Regions from separate parts of the Homo sapiens genome. Here region 2 is linked to region 1. Evidence: read pairs that join two places in POLR2A ChIA-PET (ENCODE). Cell type or tissue: Panc1. All regions are shown on one strand. Links, peaks and the distances in the headings refer to the core of each region. The heading gives the core; the rest is flanking DNA.

Evidence for each region. Peaks named below come from ENCODE experiments on the same cell type or tissue, not always from the same donor. Only the 100,000 strongest peaks of a DNase experiment are listed, where the experiment ranks them.
Region 2: POLR2A ChIA-PET joins it to region 1 with 6 read pairs; 11 of 35 experiments call an interaction of 5 or more read pairs at or near these places.

Annotation. Positions count from the first base shown.
Region 1 is chr14:50,004,416-50,008,632 of GRCh38, reverse strand. LINC01588 (long intergenic non-protein coding RNA 1588) reads left to right here and starts at 1,113. Exons shown (of 4, transcript NR_126498.1): 1 at 1,113-3,039. It overlaps LINC01599 (long intergenic non-protein coding RNA 1599), which reads left to right. Exons shown (of 9, transcript NR_131171.1): 9 at 1,214-1,320. In Panc1, for the core only: no CTCF peak of the experiment used is centred there; no DNase peak of the experiment used is centred there; H3K27ac peaks cover 2,065 bases.
Region 2 is chr14:50,125,109-50,129,325 of GRCh38, reverse strand. All of the region lies in intron 21 of SOS2 (SOS Ras/Rho guanine nucleotide exchange factor 2), which reads left to right. Among named protein-coding and RNA genes, the nearest start is that of VCPKMT, 11 kb to the right of the region's middle. In Panc1, for the core only: no CTCF peak of the experiment used is centred there; no DNase peak of the experiment used is centred there.

The sequences.
Region 1 (4,217 bases), core at 635-3,134:
ATTTTTGTGGTTTTTTTTTTTTTTTTTTTTAGAGATGGCGTTTTGCCATGGTGCCCAGGCTGGTCTCAAACTCCCAGGCTCAAGTGACCCACCCACCTTGGCCTCCCTAAGTGCTGGGATTACAGGCATAATCATGGCACCCAACTGAGCGCTGCAAGGGTCTTTTCCAAGCTGAGTGCTGTAAGGGTCTGGGTTAGGCAAGGAAGACACTAAGGGTGTGGCCACTTGCTGTACAGTGGAGCAGGGGCCTTAGAACTACATAGAAGAATGCAAGCAAGCTCCCCCTTTCTCTGGAGAAACAGCATCTCTATTTTCCAAGCATACATGCTATACCAGCATCCTTGGAAAGATGATCAAATAAAAGACAGACAGTGTGTCTGCTTGCAAGATATACAGAAATGTGGCCAGGCACGGTGGCTCATGCCTGTAATCCCAGCACTTTGGGAGGCTGAGGCGGGCAGATCACGAGGTCAAGAGATTAAGACCATCCTGGCCAACATGGTGAAACCCCATCTCTACTAAAAATTAAAATATTAGCTGGGCGTGGTGGCATGCACCTGTAGTCCCAGCTACTCGGGAGGCTGAGGCAGGAGAATCGCTTGAACCCATGAGGCGGAGGTTGCAGTGAGCCGATCATGCCACTGCACTCCAGCCTGGTGACAGAGCGAAACTCCATCTCAAAAAAAAAAAAAAAGGAAATATATAGAAGAATGCCTTCTGAATAATCATTTCTTTTTTGAAATTGTGGCAAAATCTCCCTGGACTCAAGGGATGGGTGTAAAAAGCAGTTAGGCAGAGGATGAGGGCCTGTGCCTGAGGCGTCCAAGGGCAGCCCCAGCTCCCTGCAGATCCAGTGCAGCGGGATGTGCAGGTAGATCTCCCTCCCCAGGGCACAAAGCTGGGTGGGGAACAGCTGTCAGAACCAGCCACACCCCACCCCACCCTGCCCAGGCATCAGAAACCTCAGGGAAATGCCTAGATACTCCACCTCAAGGAAAACATTGAGGCCCTGTAGCCAGGAGTGCCCTGTTTGTGTCTAAAAGTTGCCCCAGCCCAAATTTACAGCTGGGAGGATCAGAAGGGCAATCTCTGTCTTCTCCCAAAAGGAAATCATACCCATAGTTACCACTGGGAGCAGGGTGGGCCGTTTACACTCCTCATCCTACCTCGCCATCACCTTAGGAAGCAGCCATTCTCCTTGTCTTTACTGTAGAGGAGGAAGCCTGGACAGCCTGCAGTTGAGGGGACCTGCACAAGCTCACAGGACTCTTCATCACCATGACACCACGCTCACCGCAAAATAAAAATGATCAAACCTGTCATGATGTCAGCAGCACCGGTGTTGGTCTTTGTGGGAAAGAAAAACACAGGCCAGGGCTGCAGCACGATTGTGTCTGCCCAGCTCTTGCAGCCTGGAGAACACCGTTGGATTCCCTCCCACACATGCTCCCAGGCTGCCTGCCTGCCTCACTTACCTGCTCAGGGTGGGGCTTGAGGGTGGCCCCTGGGAAGAGTAAGAACTGGCCAAGACTGAGATGTCCTTCCCTCATTTAAGGTACCGCCTTTTCCCTTTTCCCGCCATCCTGGGTGCATGGATACTTGGGATTAGAAACTGGACTGGAAATGTAATCTTTCTTCGGTTTGGGGCTGAGAACTGGGGATTAGTAGGATTTTGAGTTTATGGCACAGCCTTTTCTTACACCATTTCCTAAAAAGCAGTTAAGATTACACCAGGCACAGTGGCTTACGCCTATAATCTCAGCACTTTGGGAGGCTGAGGCAGGTGGATCAAGACCAGCTTAACCAACATGGTGAAACCCCATCTCTACTAAAAATACAAAAATTAGCTGGGCGTGGTGGCACGCATTTGTAGTCCCGGCTACTTGGGAGGCTGAGGCAGGAGAATTCCTTGAACCCGGGAGGCGGAGGTTGCGGTGAGCTGAGATTGCACCATTGCACTCCAGCAGCCTGGGCAACAGCAACGAAACTCCGTCTCAAAAAAAAAAAAAAATTACAGTCATCTCCCAGAAAAATCAAGAAGGAAGAACCTTGGAGGTTCAACCTATAGAAGATATGTTCTCATGGAATAAACCAAAAATAATTTTTATTTTCTAAAAAATCAAGAACAGAAGTCTCTCAACATTTAAGTTTTACAAACAAATAGAATCTGAGCCACTGGGTTAAACATGACAAACGACACACAGTAACAAATATTGAAGACATCATAATGCCAAAGCAACAGAAGCAGCACCAGAAATGTTGCTGAGGCCACCATTTAATTAACGCAAGTTGAACATATGGCTTTGGTTACATGTGGTTCCAGGCCAGAGGCATGGAAGTCAGTGTTTGTGGGAAAGCCAGGAGGAAAAGCTCCTCTCCCCACCTCCACCTTGTCACTCCAGGTTCTGGTGACCCCATCTCGGGACACGGCCTCCCATTTCACTCCTGCACCAACCCCACTCTTGTAACACTGCACATGCAAGATGTGAGCATCTTCAAAGTACGAATATTGCCTTCTTCATTTTAGAATCCATGATGTGCTTGTGGGGAGAATGAATGAATGCTCAAACATGAATGGAGAGAGACAGAGAGGAAGTGCAGGTCTAACCAAGGAAACCTTCTTTCCTAGAAAATCGTTGATGAGCCCGGAAAGAGTTGGCTGAACAACGGTAACAATTCTTTTATTATTATTTAACTTATTAAGTTATTAGAAAAAGTAAAAGAGTGAGTCGAGGTTTTTGGATTGGAAGTAGGGACCCACTGAGTTCCCTCCAGGATTGTGGAGTTTCTTTTACAGCCACATGTGGATAAGAAACTAAGGGCCACAGACCAAATGACAGGTCGGATGGCAACCCTGGAAAAGTCACACAGCTCAGCCTGTTGGAGGAAGAGGAGCAGTAGAACCTGTGTGGAGCCTGACAGAACCCAAGATGCCATTCACGAACCGAGAGGTCTTTCAAGATCACACACAGTTCTACGACACAGACATTTCGTCTTCTTGCCACTCAGTAGCGGGGCCCATCCCTCTGTGCCTCCAAGGTCCGTGTGCCATGTGGAAAACTCAGGTGTTCTGTCTCTGCCAGGACCTTCTTCCTGCTGCTTATTTAAGTGTCTGCTGCTTCGGGGCCTCAGGTGCCTGCTTTATCTCTTTCTCCTTTACTATCAAGTCTTTAAGCAATTTGCCAAGACGGAGAATCTCACTGGCCTGGTGGGGCTGAGCCTTCCTTCACTGGCTGACCAACTGGGAAGTGGGCTGCTGCCTAGATCAGGTGCGTGCCACAGTTCATCTAGCCGTGCCCAGAGTTCTAAGGTTATGCGCATGACCCCGTGTGTGGGCAGAGGCTCTTAGCAGGGGCCGAGAGCATTGGAGGCATCTTGAGGGCCAGAGTCCCCAGCCCCAGATCACAGATACGGCATGATCAAAATGTGAGGGAGCAGGGGCAGAGATTATTTGGAATAACGTGCTGAGTTTGTATACTTTTGACAATTAAAAGCCCTATGTCCCCCTGATGTTACGCATATGCTCCAGAGGAGCCACTCGGGACAAAGAATCAATAATGGGCGCTTGGTGTGCATTGAAAGCTGACAGTGTATATTTGTGGGGACTATACAGGGAAAGGAATATGAAGCCTTGACAAGATATGGTGAGTATGTATCGGTGAGGTAGGTAACTCATTCATAAGGGACTTTGCAAGGTGGCAACACTGGTTCAAAGATATTACGAGAATAAAGATTTTGTGTACTCAGAGAACGAAAAGGAATGCTGACGTAAGATCACAAAGTTAGATACTAAACTGGCTAATGTGCTACAGGGCAGCAAAACTATAACCTTTGAGGTAATTTATCTGACCAGATAGGAATCATTTGCATCTCTGTAGAACAGAAAAACACTTACTTTTTTTTTTTTTTTTTTTTTTTTGAGACAGTATCTGGCTCTGTCCCCCAGGCTGGCGTGCAGTAGCATGATCTTGGTTTACTGCAACCTCCACCTCCTAGGCTCAAGCCATCCTCCCACCTCAGCCTCCAGAGTAGCTGGGACTACAGGCACACACCACCATGCCCAGCTAATTTTTGTATTTTTTGTAGAGAAGGGGTTTTGCCGCCATGTTGCACAGGCTGGTCTCAAACTCTTGAGCTCAAGCCCACCTCAGCCTCTCAAAGTGCTGGGATTATAGGCGTGAGCTCCCGTACCCAGACAGCACTTACATTTTAATAGT
Region 2 (4,217 bases), core at 1,120-3,619, 120 kb before region 1:
TCATGTCAGTTGTCTTTCTTCCTTACCCTTTTCAAATCATTTTCCCATGGCAATAATATAGTAAATGTTTATCAGGTTCCCGGGATATCCTCAGTCACTTATTTTTTTTTACATCATCTTATTTAATTAAAGCAGTAAATTTTAAGTAAAGCACTATTCTATCATTCCTAATTATTTCATAATTTATAACTTTTAATGCTGTAAACTTTCTTTCTGTGGTCATTTGTTTAAAACAAAATAACTCAAAAATGAACACAGCACCTTTGGGTATAATTCTCTCAATCTGGAGAACATCTGCTTCGAGCATAGTAAAATATATAGTAGCAAGTTTCCCTATCTTATGAGAAAAATAAGCTTAGTCTTTTAAATGTTTAATTTTATATTTTAGGTTAAAAAATTTTTATCTGGCCAGGCACAGTGGCTCATACCTGTAATCCTACCACTTTGGGAGGCTGAGGCAGGAGTATCACTTGAGGTCAGGGCAACATAGCAGTTCAAGACTAGCCTGGGCAACATAGCAAGACCCTGTCCTCCCTACCAAAAAAAAATTTATCAAAGTGACATATTAATAGAATTTAAAAGGGAAATAGTGCTAAGACACTTAAAATGAAATTAACAGTGGTTCTCTACCTCAAGTCTCCCCACTCCTTTTCTTGTTCTCCAAGGACACTTCCACATTTCTAAATGATGTTTTTGTAGTCTCTCTTGAGTCATTAATTTTAGACAATGTTTACTGATCTCCTCTTATGGTGGATGAGAATTTCATGTCTACCCTGCCTATACTTAACCACATTTGGGGCAAATATTATTCACTGCTATGCTTCCTTTCTTGTATAGCTCTGTTTCCTGGAGTTCATAATTGCCTCATTAATGTTTAGATTTGTTTGTTTGTTTAGGTTTGTTTGTATGTTTGTTTAGCACCTTTCCATGCCCTTTCATAGCAGTTTTCCATAAAGTCAGGCAAATCAGGGAACCTAGCAGGGTTTTCCTTTTTCTTTTCTTTTCGTTTCCCTTTCCCTTTCCCTTCTTTCTTTCCTAGAATCTTCCTTCCTGGTGCCTTTTTGTCCCCCGTTCCAGTTTGGACTGGTTGATATTCAGGTATTGACCCTGCTGTCATCCTAGAACTTTCTTTCATTGTCATCCTAGAAATTCCCTTTGCCTCCCTCCTGTGTTGGATCCTTGTTTTTGGATTCCTCATCTTCTTTCTTGATATGCTCCCTGATTTTAATAGGAGTAGCTCCTTTAGTAGCTACGTGAGAAAAGATAATACATATGACTTAAACTTTTTAAGTTATTGCATATATGGAAACCTATTATACCTTTTTTTGTTTATTTTGTGGAAGCCTATTATACATTTAATTGTTAATAGTTTAGCTGGAAATAGAATGTAAAAAATAATTTGACTCAGAATTTTGAACTCATTTTCCTCCACGGTCTTCTGCCTTTCATAATTCCTGCTGAAAAGTCTAATACCATTCATTTACTTACTCAGTACATAATTTTTAAATGCCTGATAATGTGCAGGCACTATTCTAGATGTGAGAGTGATAGCAGTGAATGAAATAGACAAATATCTTTCTCTCAATGATCCTACAGTTTCAATCTTTTTTTAAACTTAGAGCATACTTAACAGTAGCAGAGGACCCAATGTCATACAGAGGGACCCAAATATACAGAGCCTTAAATGAAATAGAAGTTTATTCCTCACAATAGCCAGAGCAAGTAAGCAACTCTGCTCCACTGGGTTTTCCAGCTAAGCAGGGCAATTCAGAATTCTCAAGATGTGACTTCCATCTCTGTCTTGAGTACCTGCTGTAGTTGTTACCATTTTCTGGCTAGCAGGAAGATGGAGGGCAAGGAGCTTTGTTATAAAAACATGATCTGGGCCGGGCGCGGTGGCTCACGACTGTAATCCCAGCACTTTGGGAGACCGAGGCAGACAGATCACCTGAGGTCAGGAGTTTGAGACCAGACTGACCAACATGGTGAAACCCCATCTCTACTAAAAATACAAAAATTAGCTGGGCATAGTGGCGTGTGCCTGTAGTCCCAGCTATTTGGGAGGCTGAGACAGGAGAATTGCTTGAACCCGGGAGGTGGAGGTTGCAGTGATCCAAGATCGTGTCATTGCACTCCAGCCTGGGGCGACAGAGTGAGACTCTGTCTCAAAAAAAAAAAAAAAAAAAAGGAGACCTTCTTAGTTACAAAGGAAGCTAAGAAACGTCTCTAACTAGGTAGCCATTTGCCTTACCAAAATTCATGGGATCCTATTACTAAAAGGAAAAAGGGAAAGGTGTACTGGGAAGCAGCAGGCTCTGCCACAATATGTTGAAGAAACTTTTAAGGCATTCTCTTTATTCTTAATAATCTACAGCTTCACAATGAACTGCATTGATGTGGGTATTTTTTTTTTTCATTTTGTCATCTACTTAATGAGCCCTTTAAATTTAGAGATTCGAGTGTTCGATTTCCAGAAAATGCTTCCTGTTGCTTTGGTAATAATTTTTCCCCCAGCATGTTCTCTGACTCCTTTTGTGGAGCTCCTTTTTCTTATTCTCATACATCCTAGATTGATCCTCCAATTTTCTTGTCTTTTATCACCTCTTGTCCATCTCTTTGTCTTCTTGTTCTGTTTTCCTGGAAGATTTCCTCACTTTATCTTTCAGCTCTTCTATTTATTTTCTTCATCTGTCATAATTTTAAATTTCTAAGAATTCTTTTCAGTTACCTCTGATTGTGCCTTTTTTTAATAGCATCCTATTCTAATTTCATGGATGCACTGTCTTATCTCTCTTAGGATAATAATTATAGTATTTTTAAATTTTATTTTTAATCGACAGATAATTGTATATGTTTATGGGGTACAATCTGATGTTTTGATACATTGTGGAATGATCAAATCAGCTAAGTTGCATATCCAGTGGCTGGGCAGGGTTGGACCAGGAAAGGGGAGACTTTAGTCAATGGATGCAAAGTTTCAGTGACTATAGTTAATAATAATGTATATCTCTGGATAGATAAAAGAGAAGATTTTAAATGTTCTCACCACAAAGAAATGATGAATATTTGAGATGATGAATAATTACAGTATTTTTGAAAAAAAATTTGTTTTGTTTCTAGTGTTGTCTCTTTTCTGACCTCCTTTCTTGTATTAGTTGTAGTCTCTTGTCTTTCATATTGGAGGCTTTCCTTTCTTGTCCAGTAGTATTTCTGTTCATATTTTAGAATGAGGGGGAAACTGATGGGAAGTGCTGTATCTATATCCATGGCACTTATTGACTTGTGGGTTTCACTGTAGAGTGATGGAATGATAATTTTTTACTTAGGAAATCCCCAAATGTTAGAATCTGTAGGCATTTTCTCTAAGAATGTTTAGTTTCTCTAAAGAAGGATCTTTGAATCTTCTGCCTGGGGCAATCTCGCCATGTAGTATGGATATCTGTGTTTTCAGCTCAGACTAGTATCCCAAGTCTGGGGTTTAGATTTTCCGGAGAATAAAACTGCCAGTCTCCTACAGAGGTGGGAATGAGGTCATTGCCTGGCCTCACTAAGTAGGGGAGAGGAGAATGGGGTTCTAACTCTCCCTTATCCAGACTTAACCAAGTCTTCTGTTTTCATGTCCATGCCTTCCTTTGTACCAAATGCCTTTAGCTCCTGAATCCTTATTTGGTTCTGTGGGGCAGATTTGCTGCTGCTTGTCAGTATTACTCTCTGTAGGGTTTCATCTTCCTCCATCTGTCTCCATATACATTATAATCTACCTTCATGAATTAAAGCTTCAGCTTCATATATTTCCTGGCTTTATTGAAGTTTGTTGATATTTCTTATTTTTCTTGTTGTTCTGTGGTGGAAATGTCATTACACTATTAGTTTCTTAGTACTGCCATAACAAAGCACCACAAACTGAGTAGCTTAAAAGAGCAAAAATGTATTGTCCCACAGTTCTGAAGGCCAGAAATCCAAAATCGAGATGTTGGCAGGGCCATGTTTACTCTGAAACTTGGAGAAGAGAATCCTTCCTTGCTTCTTCTACCTTCTGGCATTTGCTGGCAATCCTTGGCATCTCCTGATTTGTAGATGCCTCACTTCAGTCTTTGCCTCCATTGTCATATGGCTGTCTTCTCGCGGTATGTTTCTTTATTTCTTCTCCTCTTCTTATAAAGACACTGGTCATGTCATATTGGATTTGGATCCATTTTAATGACCTCATCCTAACT